Regions from separate parts of the Homo sapiens genome. Here region 2 is linked to region 1. A link is a loop called in an ENCODE intact Hi-C map of the cell type or tissue named here. Cell type or tissue: mammary epithelial cell. All regions are shown on one strand. Links, peaks and the distances in the headings refer to the core of each region. The heading gives the core; the rest is flanking DNA.

Evidence for each region. Hi-C counts contacts between places; a loop is a spot of excess contacts. Peaks named below come from ENCODE experiments on the same cell type or tissue, not always from the same donor. Only the 100,000 strongest peaks of a DNase experiment are listed, where the experiment ranks them.
Region 2: a loop joins it to region 1, with 2.0 times the contacts of the local background. A loop is called at or near these places in 3 of 110 quality-filtered maps.

Annotation. Positions count from the first base shown.
Region 1 is chr1:212,177,400-212,182,782 of GRCh38, reverse strand. No RefSeq gene overlaps it. Among named protein-coding and RNA genes, the nearest start is that of MIR3122, 100 kb to the right of the region's middle. In mammary epithelial cell, for the core only: no CTCF peak of the experiment used is centred there; a DNase peak (open chromatin) is centred at 2,942; H3K27ac peaks cover 1,621 bases.
Region 2 is chr1:212,258,511-212,263,893 of GRCh38, reverse strand. The region is part of intron 1 of LINC02608 (long intergenic non-protein coding RNA 2608); the gene reads left to right. Among named protein-coding and RNA genes, the nearest start is that of LINC02608, 24 kb to the left of the region's middle. RefSeq lists an enhancer at 4,226-4,395. In mammary epithelial cell, for the core only: no CTCF peak of the experiment used is centred there; a DNase peak (open chromatin) is centred at 2,773; H3K27ac peaks cover 1,277 bases.

The sequences.
Region 1 (5,383 bases), core at 92-5,091:
CCTTATTGCTTAAGAATTCTATTTTTAGAAATACTATGTCCACTGGAGACAATTTGAAACTTAATCACAATGAAAAGTAGGAAGCAGTTGAAGGTGTGGGAGGTGGCAGATGGGTAATTGAAGGATAATTAAAGATCCTGAGGTAAAGAACTAACTGCAGCTTGATACGGTCTGAATGTTTGTGTCCCCCAGAACATTCATATGGTGAAACCTAATCCCCAGTGTGATAGTATTAGGAGGTGGGGTCTTTGGGAGATTATTAGGTCATGATGGTAGCGACCTCACTGATGGGATTAGTGCCCTTAGAAGAGAGACCCTGAGAGATCCCTTGGCCCTCTGCCATGTAAGCATGGCCATCTATGAACCAGGAAGCAGGCCCTCACCAGACACTGATTCTCCCACATGTCGTGATCTTGGACTTCCCAGAAGGGTGAGAAATAAATTTCTGTTATTTATAAGCCACTCGGACTATGACAGTTCGTTATAACAGCCCAATAGACTAAGACATAGCTGATGGCTACATGTAGAATTAGAGTTCTTTTGGGTTTGAATGGGTTAGGAACAGAAGTCTGTGAAGACTTTTGGAATAACCATACCTAACCTTAAACCAGAGTAGGCCATTTGGAATCATCCAGGTGAACATGTTGCTCCTTTTCCTCAGCAACTATTAGAGCCTGCAGGTTACCTCTCTGGTCCCAGAACAAATATCCCATTTTCCTCTAAAGGAGTCTGCCATTTGATCCAGAGGCCCGGTGGTTTAAGATCTAAGGACAAAAAAAAAAAAAAAAAAAAAAAAAAACAGAAACAGGAAAGCCAAGGGTGTGAGCAATGGTGAAAAGAAAGAAGGGGGCAAACTGAGAGACAAGAAGGAGGCTACAGACTAGAGAAGGAAAACTTAGGGTATCTTGAAACTTCAGTCGCAATTCTTTCTTTCTTCTCTGTGGGAGAAGAAGATAGTCAAGCGGGAAAGTTGAAGTTCAGCAGTGGCAAACGCCCCACCACTACCCTTCCCCACTCCCTGCCTCCCCCATCTCCCCACCTTCTACCCACTTTTTGAAGAGAGGATCTTAGATAAGGGAGCCTGGGCAGAGTGTTTGGAAGTGCTCTCTTATTGAGAGTCTGGGCAGATTCCAACCTGGCATTCAAGGTAGATGGCAATTCCACTGCCAAGCATTTCTGAAGAGGCCAATATCTGAAGAGGCTGTGATCTAGAATCATTAACAAATTCAACCAAATGTTAAGAAAATGAGAAAGGACTCCATGCAGGTAGGCAGTCAGTCTTCCTCTGGGTTCTTGTGCTATCTTTATCTTCGTCAGAATCAGAATAGAAATGATTAAGTACACACCTGAATATACCCCTTAGGTGCTGAGAACATACAGTCCTTCAAACGCTGCCTTCACCTTAGGGAGGGCGTGCCCTTTGAGTTCCATTTTCAGGACTGTGATTGGGTTTTATAGGGCCAGTCACAGGTTATGGTAATAACTAACAATTGAACAGGACATTAGAGCTTCCAAAATACTTTCACAAATATTATTTAGCTGCCACTATCTTAGTCCATTTGTGCTGATATAACAAAATACCAGAGGCTGGTTAGCTTATAAATAGCAGAAATGTATTTCTCACTGTTCTGAAGTCTGAGAAGTCCAAGATCAAGACACTGGCAGACTCAGTGTCTGGTGACTGCTTTCTGGTTCATAAATGGCACTTTCTACTTGTACCCTCACATGGTGGTTGGGATGAACAAGCTCCCTTGGACCTATTGTGTAAGGGCACTGATTGTATTCATAAGGGTGCTGTTCTCATGACCCAATCACCTCCCCAAACGTTCTACCTCCTAATATCATCACCTTAGGGGTTAGAATTTCAACATAGGAATTTTGCGGGGACATAAACATTCAGATCATAGCAACCACTCATCTGTATGGTAGCTACTCTTACTGTTGTTGTTGTTTACGTTTTTTCAGACGGGTGCAGTAAGGGTCAGAGCAATTCAGAAATTTGCCCAAGATCCCATAGCCAACAAGAGGCAATCCTTTTCTTCTGGTCTAAAATCTATATATTTCACACTGTCGCTGTCCCATTCTCTGCTCACTGGAGTCTTCTTGTGTCCTGATACCCAGAGAAAGGAGTTCTAAGATCCTAGCGAGGGCAACAGGGAGCTGGCCATCCATGGGCTCCCAAAAACCTACACTATCTCTCAAGGGGGACTTCCCATACTTGTTGGAAAAGGAACATTAAATTCCACCCTTTTTTTACTTTAAGGACCACTCTCAACTTTCTGGACACAGAAGGCACTTCATTGTCCGCCTGATTTGCCCTCTCTCATTCTCAGGATGGAAGACCTCTCTAGCCAATGGGAAGATGGCAAGATGTGTGAATGTACCCCTGGGAGCAAAATCACAGAGCCTGTGTAATCCTCTATACATGTAGGGACTGAGTGTGGGTATCTCTGGCCAGTGTGGATGTTGACCACGTTGTTTCGTAACCCTGCCTCACTTGCTCCTCTCTCCCCAACCTCCAGAACTGCCTATCTAACTCATCTGTGGTGATGGAATGCTATTTCTTTCACATTACCCTGATTAAGTATCATTAGAAAGGTAACTGCTGTGCTTAAAACAAATAAATCACCTAACACATTCCAGAGATAAATTCAAATTATTTTTAGATAATCCATCCTTTTGGATTATCCAAATGACCACTGCTTCCCCTAGCAGGAATAATTGAGAACTGAGACAAAAAGAAACTTAACCAAAATTTAAGCCAACCTGCAGACCAGCTATAAGGCTTACTGTGGAAGAAAATATATAGTGATGGCATTTGGGAGTATGTGTCATCCCTAGGAACATGGTGGTGGTAATTTCAGCATTTGCAAAGCTCTGACTCATAGCAAAGCATGCTGTGCTATGGGGATAGACCCAGCTCTGGATTGGACAGTTTCTGAGGCACAGTCACCCAACAGGCCCAGGAAGCTTATTAATCCTCATCAGGGTGTGATTACGGTTCCCAACCCAAGCCAGCAGTGAACACAAATGCCGTGCTGAGATTCCCAGGCTGGAACATGTGGGGGCAAGACTTGCCCAGGAAGGGATATAGAAGAGTCTTTACACTACACTATCCTATACTACAGTTCCTCCTCTCATGCTCACAGAATAGAGACAGCTTAGTCTAGGGTAGAGAGGGCACCAGGCTGGGGTGGTGGCATGGGGGACAGGGATCAGAGGCAGGATGGGTGGCTTGACCTCAGCCTTAGAGTAGTCATGCCTGCCATTCCTCAGCACCACCAAAGTGGGGCAAAGCAGCTATGCCTGTACCTGCAGGACTGTTGGCAAAACAAAGAGGACCTTTGAGGGTGCTTGGAGCTAGAAAATTCTGCTCCCCTTGTCAACAACACTGAACCCTGATTTTGGAGATCCTTGCGTCAGTTGTGGAGGCAATGAGGCAGAAGTACAAGGGAAAGCTCCTACCCGCTGGGAACTGCTGCTGTAATGTGAGGGGAGTTCTGGGTCAAATGCCAAAGCCCCTAGAGGTGTTTGGGAACAGGCTGTGGAGCTGCTCCATGAACTAAAGGGCTCTTAAGTTCTTTCCATTCCTAACATTCTGTGATTCTAATTTAATGGGAGACTGGAAAAACATATGTCGAAAATACACAAATGCTAAGCAGCAAGAAATGTAGTGACAGAGTGAAGCCTTGACTTCCTGCCTTGAGCATGATCTGTATAGGTTGTGGTGCTCAGCCAGGGCCCAGACCACCAATAGTAGAGCTGAAGACAGGAAGACAGTGAGGCTGGACATGGGATGAAGGGCGTGAGTATGAGAAAAGACAGTGAGTCTAGTTGAAAGTTCAGAGAGCTGTTGTAAAAGAGATTGGAAAGAGGAAACTCCAAAAAATGACTTCTTTTTTTTTTTTTTAACTCAGAGTCTGGAAATCTCTTTTCTCCTGGAGAAGAGAAACTTGGCTGTTGTTTCATTTGAGATATTAAGTTCTTCTCGTGTAAGATGATTCCACTCTTCCCCCGAAAAGGGTTTTTGGTGAGAGGGAGGTGGGTGCAGAGGATTCGGGGCTTCTTTGGGCCTTGTCTGCAGTGACTGAGGCATCTCAGGACCCTGCCTCCTGTGGATCAAAAACCTGAGATGGGTTCCTCTCCTGCAAACACCTAAGCAATTGTCATGTGGATGGACTGAAGATACTTTTGTGACTGCTCAGTAAATGTCTCAAGGGAAGATCATTTGGAGGGTAAGCTAGGAAAGGGGAGAGGTAACTAGAGTGTTCTAAAGCTAAGCAGATTCCAGCAAGCAGGAAGGTTTTCTAGAAAGGGGGAGTTCAAATCTGCTTGACTGATGAAGGTGAGCTGTCTTCTGTCTGACGCATGACCTGCAAATGCATCTCTGTGTGTACTAACCTGATCTGCTCTGGTGGTACGGCTCTTAAACATCCAAGTTGGTCAAATCTCCTTTGATGGATTAGAGCAAGCCAAGGATGTTTATTGAGCACCTCCTGCCTGAGGAGGCTTTGTAGTACCTTGGAAAGTGCCTGAGTTCTGTGGCCAAAAGGATCCAGTACAAGTCCTGCCCGGGCCACTTACTAGTCACATCTCCTTGAGTAAGTTGCTTGATCTCTCTGATCCTGCAGGGTCCTTAGTTATAAAATGGGGACGGTCACTCACTTCACAGGGTTGGGTTGAGAATGAAATCTGACTAAGGCCCAGAGGTAGTGCCTTGGGCCTGTCTGTTGTGTTTCTTCTTGGCATTCATGATAAGAGCTGAGAAATGAAATTTCAAAAGGAGAAATAGTAGCTAAGAGCACATGAATAAAACTTCCAGTAGATAGACAGATTTTCATTTTTCTTTTCACATTTCAGTATTATTTGTGACTATTCTTGTATGAGAATATTTCTGTCAGGGCTTAAATGTGTCAAACAAGAAAGAATCGGAGGAACCAGAAGTCTGGGTTTCTGCTCCAGCTGCTATTAACTGAGAGAGACCTTGGGCAAAACCTTTGATCTTATTGAGCCTTGATGATCTCATCTGTAAAATGGGAAGACTGGGGCCTCTCTCAAAGGGTTGTGGTTAGGATCAAATAAAATCATAAATGTAAAATCCCTTGATGAACTAGGGGGAATGTGACACAAATGGAAGCTAGTTTTTGCATGTCAGATGTTCATCGATCATCTGCTTGAAGCATACATATTAACTGGGTTGATTTCCTAGGCAGTCTTATCCATATTTTGGCAGACATGTGCACCTGCTTTTTCTTTTCTTTTCTTTTTTTTTTGAGACAGAGTCTCACTCTGTCACCCAGGCTAGAGTGCAGTGGTGTGATTTTGGCTCACTGCAACATCCACCTCCCGGGTTCAAGCAATTCTCCCACCTCAGCCTCCCAAG
Region 2 (5,383 bases), core at 329-5,328, 81 kb before region 1:
AACAGTGTCATGATACAGTTGTTAAATATATGTGCAAATGCTATGAATCATCAGCTCGTAGAACTGTAGAAATACATAAAAGAAAGTAAATGTAATGATCTTGTGCTCTTTTCCAATGCCCATTGGTTGAGTAGTGGAGAGATCTTTACAAAGGTTTAATGTACTGTTAATTCTCATTTAAAATTTTCTTGAAACAAAAGGAATACTTTCCAAATATTTAATAATAAAAGACCAAAAACAGCAGTGTGATTTTGTTTTCTCATTGATATCACACAGCATATGAATGAGCTAAATTTGAAGCTTCGAGGAAAGGAAAAGTCTTATCCATGACCTAGCTAGACAAGTACAAAAATCTATGTTGAAACTAAAATTTTTCGTAATACAAATCAATAACAATCTTATACATTCTTCTAACAAATTAACATGCAAATTTTCATTATAATAAACAGTATTATGCAAATTTGTTGTGAAACTAAGAATATGAATACATTATATAATTGATGAATGTATCATTTATTTTCAACTTATGTAATACCCCTTTGAATTCAACTTTAATAATACTGAGTTGACACAAGAGTTACTGAATTAAACAGACATAATTTGAAACTGATAATAAGTTTGCTTTAAAGTCAAGTTAATTCTTCTAAAAATAAAGAAACCAGATTTGACAATATGGATGTAAATGTTAAAAGAAAATTATTTTTGGTACTCAACTTAGTTATTGGAAAACTTTTAAGTATGTTTGGAATAACTTGGGTATGTGAATCTATTTTTTAAAACTATAAAGTGTGTGAAATATACAGATCAAATATTTCTGATGCAAATTTAGCATTTGAATTGAAATATGCTGTATGTTTAAAAATACTCAATTCAGAGATTTCACATTAAAAAGAATATAATATATATTTAATAATTTTTAATATGGATTATATGTTGAAATAATATTTTGGCTGGGCATGGTAGTCCAAGCTACTCAGGAGGCTGAGGTGGGAGGATCCCTTGAGCCTAGGAGTTTGAGGCTGCAATAAGCTATGATTGCACCATTGCACTTCAGCCTGGGTGACAGAGCAAGACTGTCTCTAAAAACATAAAACATAAAAATGAATTTTAAAATACTTTGGAGATATTTGGTTAAATAAAATGTATTATTAAAATTAATTTTACTTGTTTCTTTTTATTTTTTAATGTGGCTGCTAGAACATTTAAAATTATGTATATGTCTCACATTTGTGGCTAGTTTCTGACATTTCTTAGTTGTATACCTTAGGCAGGTGTTTTAACATCTCCACACTTCAGTTTTTCCCATCTAAAAATGGGGTTAACAAGAGTTCTTACTTTATAGAGTTGTTGTAAGAATACTTAAATAGTGTCTGGCATATAGTGATTACCATGTGTAATTGCTATTATTATTATTATTAACTATGTGATCTTGAGAAGTTCCTTAACCATTAATTTACTCATATGTAAAATGGTGATAACAACATCTACCTCACAAGACTACTTCTTGAATTAAATGAGATACGATATACAAGATTGCTTGGCAGGAGGTAGGTGACCACAACATTGCTGAAACTTCCAGATCTTTGATGATATTCAGAAGGTTCTGTTATCTGGCTTATCTTGCCCCTCTTAAATTCAATTGTGTTTGTGTGTGCGTGTGTATGTGTGTGTGAGAAAAGTTGTAAATTATAAGGTGCTCTTTAGTTGTTAAACATTATTTTTATTATCCCCTACCATAAAACTGTCTCTCCAAGTATATGTTCCCTAAACTTGCCTTACTTAAAGCCTTCCTAGCCCCACTCACTCACCAGCTAGACTGAAATTTTGCTTTTCCATGAGGCCCTCACTGTGGATTCCAGCCCCAGTATAATCTCCTAACCCTCTAAATTCCTGAGACATTTCCCACCCATTGTATATTTTTGTCAGGTAATCCTATACTACTTTGTATTATTGTTTAATATTATCACCTGTATGTCTCCCTGGTCAGGCTACAGTGACTGTTTTATAACTTGTGAATTTCCCAACAGCACATGATAATTGCTCAAAAAAACATTTGGCCACCAAGTGGGAACATTTGGAAAAATTGGAAGGGAAAAAGGAGTTTTGACCCTGGAGATCTGGGTATACTCTGTAAAGGACAAAAAGTATCACGGGATAGAAGGAGTTTTATGCAAAAGTTTGAGATAAGCTTGAAAGGGCTGAGTACAGCTGATATGGAAAAAGAAGGGCGGAGGTGGTGGCTAAGGACAGAGCAGAGATTAGGAGCATAGTGGACACCTGCCCTGCAGGACAGTCCTGGAACTCAAAGCAGAGCTCTGTCTTTCCCATGGTTCCCCCAACAGCTATTTCCAGCCACACCCAATTTTAGAAGGTGCCACAAGGCCTCAGCCAATCAATTATCTTGCAAATCTCAGGCAGCTCATTCTGAGAGTTGCCTTCCTCTTGCCCTGGGAGCTTTCCCCACACCCAGGCATTTAACATGTTTTGAAATTCTTTCTTCTGCTTGAAGTTTTTGCTGACCACCTGACAGTGAATGAAAGCAGGTGCCCTACTCTACTGCCTTCTGAACTCATAAATCCCTCCTGGGTACTCTATCAGAAGAAAATACCCTACCACCTGAGTCATTGCAGAATCTACCATCTCCAAACACAGTGCCTACTCCATAACATGATGAATTGATGTCACCAAGTTGATGCTTGTTTGGGCCACAGTGAAGGAAAAACACAGCTAACATGGAGAAAAAGAAACTGCTGTTCAACCATGACTCATGGGCTTACCTCACAACACAAGGTTCAGGTTTGTTTTGCATTTTTGTGGCTCCAAGGTGATAGTGAATTGGCAAGGAGAAAAGGAGACAGCATGGTGGAAGTCAGGAGAGGTGTGATTCAGTTCTTGTCACCAACCGCAGTATGAGTTGGGCTGGGTATCAACTCATTTGAGTTTGAAAAATACAGACATGTCTTACCGCCTCAAAATTTTTTTATTCAAAGTTAGTCTGTTCCCACTAGGCATGATGCCCCAATGACAATCACACCTGAAAGGGGTCTGACACTATCCCTGGGAAAGGATCGCTAATTTCTGGATCTGGGGAAGTAGGACATGCCAAGTCTAGTTACCTTGGCCACCTGGCTCAAGGACATGGAACTAACAGAGACCAGCATACATGGATAGGGACCCAGCTGGCTTGATCTTTCACTCTTGCTTTTTTTTTTTTTTTTTTTAAATCCAACCAGGTTCAGCCAGACTCTTCCTCTCTCTTTGAAATGTTATTCCCAGCCCCAGGCCAAAATCTGATTACATAATTAGGCACTCAGTAAGTGTTCTCCAATGCTGATTTTTAATGAACTTGGACAATGCTGCTTCCTGTTTTGAAAGAGACAAACCCATTTGAAAAGCTAGCCTGTGCCCCTAATACCCACAGCATCTTGGAAATCAAATGGGCATTTTAATCACTTTAGAGGCAAAACCAATCAGATATAAATAGGTTAAAGTTCTTACAACTTTAAGACGGCAGCTGTTGAAAAGGAAAATTTGGTAGCAGGATATGATTGTGAAGCCAAAACTAGTACTGGCTGATCTATCTATCTATCTATCTATCTATCTATCTATCTATCTATCTATCTATCTATCCATCCATCCATCCTACCTAGTCACAGATTGTTCTGGGCTAACATCAAGATTATGAGACCTGGCGAGGTAGCTCATGCCTGTAATTCCAGCAATTTGGGAGGCTAAGGCAGGAGGATTGCTTGAGCCCAGGAGTTCAAGATCAGCCTGGGCAATATGGTGAGAACCCATCTCTACAAAGAATGAAAATATTAGCTAGGTGTGGTGGTACATGCCTATAGTCCTGGGTACTCAGGAGGCTAGGGTGGGAGGATCACCTGAGCTCAGGAGGTCAAGGCTGCAGTGAGCTGTGATTATGCCACTGCACTCCAGCCTGGGCAACAGAGCAAGACCTTGTCTCAAAAAAAAAAAAAAATTATGACTATGCTGACTCAGGAGTCTACCATTTTCCTGAGATTTTGGACTGGCAGGTAAAAGATATTTGTAAGACTTTGGATGGCATCTTCCTAACAAATCACTTCTCGGTCTCCTGGGTAACTTTAGAGGGCACTTTGGAGTTAATTCGAGGCCGTTTTAAGTGCCACACCAGGCCTGCTGATGTTCCTTAGTGGAAGTAGAATTAGGCTGACTTTCCCAGCATTTTTGATATGTGTTGAGTAGTACAAGGGGCATGAGGAAAAGGAAATGTTGGAGATAGCAGGCTTGCTGGGAGAAAGGGTAGACATTGAGGAGGGGTGTTGTACTTATTTACCATAAAAGCTGTTCTATCTTCTCACCCTATATCCATGACTACAACTCAGGATTAAATGCTAACACTAGTATTTCCTTGCTTAAAACCTTTCATCTGAACAATGCTTCCCACTGCATCCTTGGTCTGACATTTAAATTCAAATTTGGTTCTGCCTGTATCTTCAAAATCATTTCTCAACACTCCCTGTCACTAAACACTGCTTACAGTTCCCAGTGAGGTGGGAACTCTCTTTTATGCCTTTGCCCAGATTGAGCTCTAAGATTGCCTTTTTCCCACCTTCTTTACCATCTATTTTCTATGTGTTCTTCAAGATAACTCAGGTACCACCATCCTTGACACTGTCCTGAGCTCAATCTCCCCCCTCTGTTACCTCTGAGCACCCCAGGCAGATCTCTATCATAGTCACAGGATACTGTAATCATCTCTTTGCTTTTTTGTCCCCAACTAGACTGGATCATAGACTCTTTGAAGGTAAAACTATTTATTAAGCATCATTATATTTCTGTGACTTGTACAATGCCAGTCACTTGTAGACACTCAATAAATGTTGATGAATTAATTAATTTGGTATAGATTGGGGGTAGAACCATCCCAACCAACTGGCATTGCACAATGCCATAGACTAGAGCTGGCCTCATCTCCAGTTCTCTCCTGGGCACAGGCCTGGAGCTCCACTGGCACCCTAGGAGCTCGGTCCTGTGTCTACACACAGACTCACATTATTCTCTCCATCTAGACTTGGAATCTTCAGCTCCAAGCTCCATGCTCTCCCTCTTTCCTCTTTTGGAAATTTGTTTTTCCTTCTTTCTTTTTCTTTCTTTTTTTGAGATGGAGTTTCGCTCTTGTTGCCCAGGCTGCACTGCAATGGCACAATCTCGGCTCACCGCAACCTCCGCCTCCTGAGTTCAAGCGATTTTCCTGCCTCAGCCTCCTGAGTAGCTGGGATTACAGGCATGTGCCACCACGCCTGGCTAATTTTGTATTTTTAGTAGAGGTGGGGTTTCTCCATGTTGGTCAGGCTGGTCTCGAACTCCCGACTTCAGTTGGTCCACCCGCCTCGGCCTC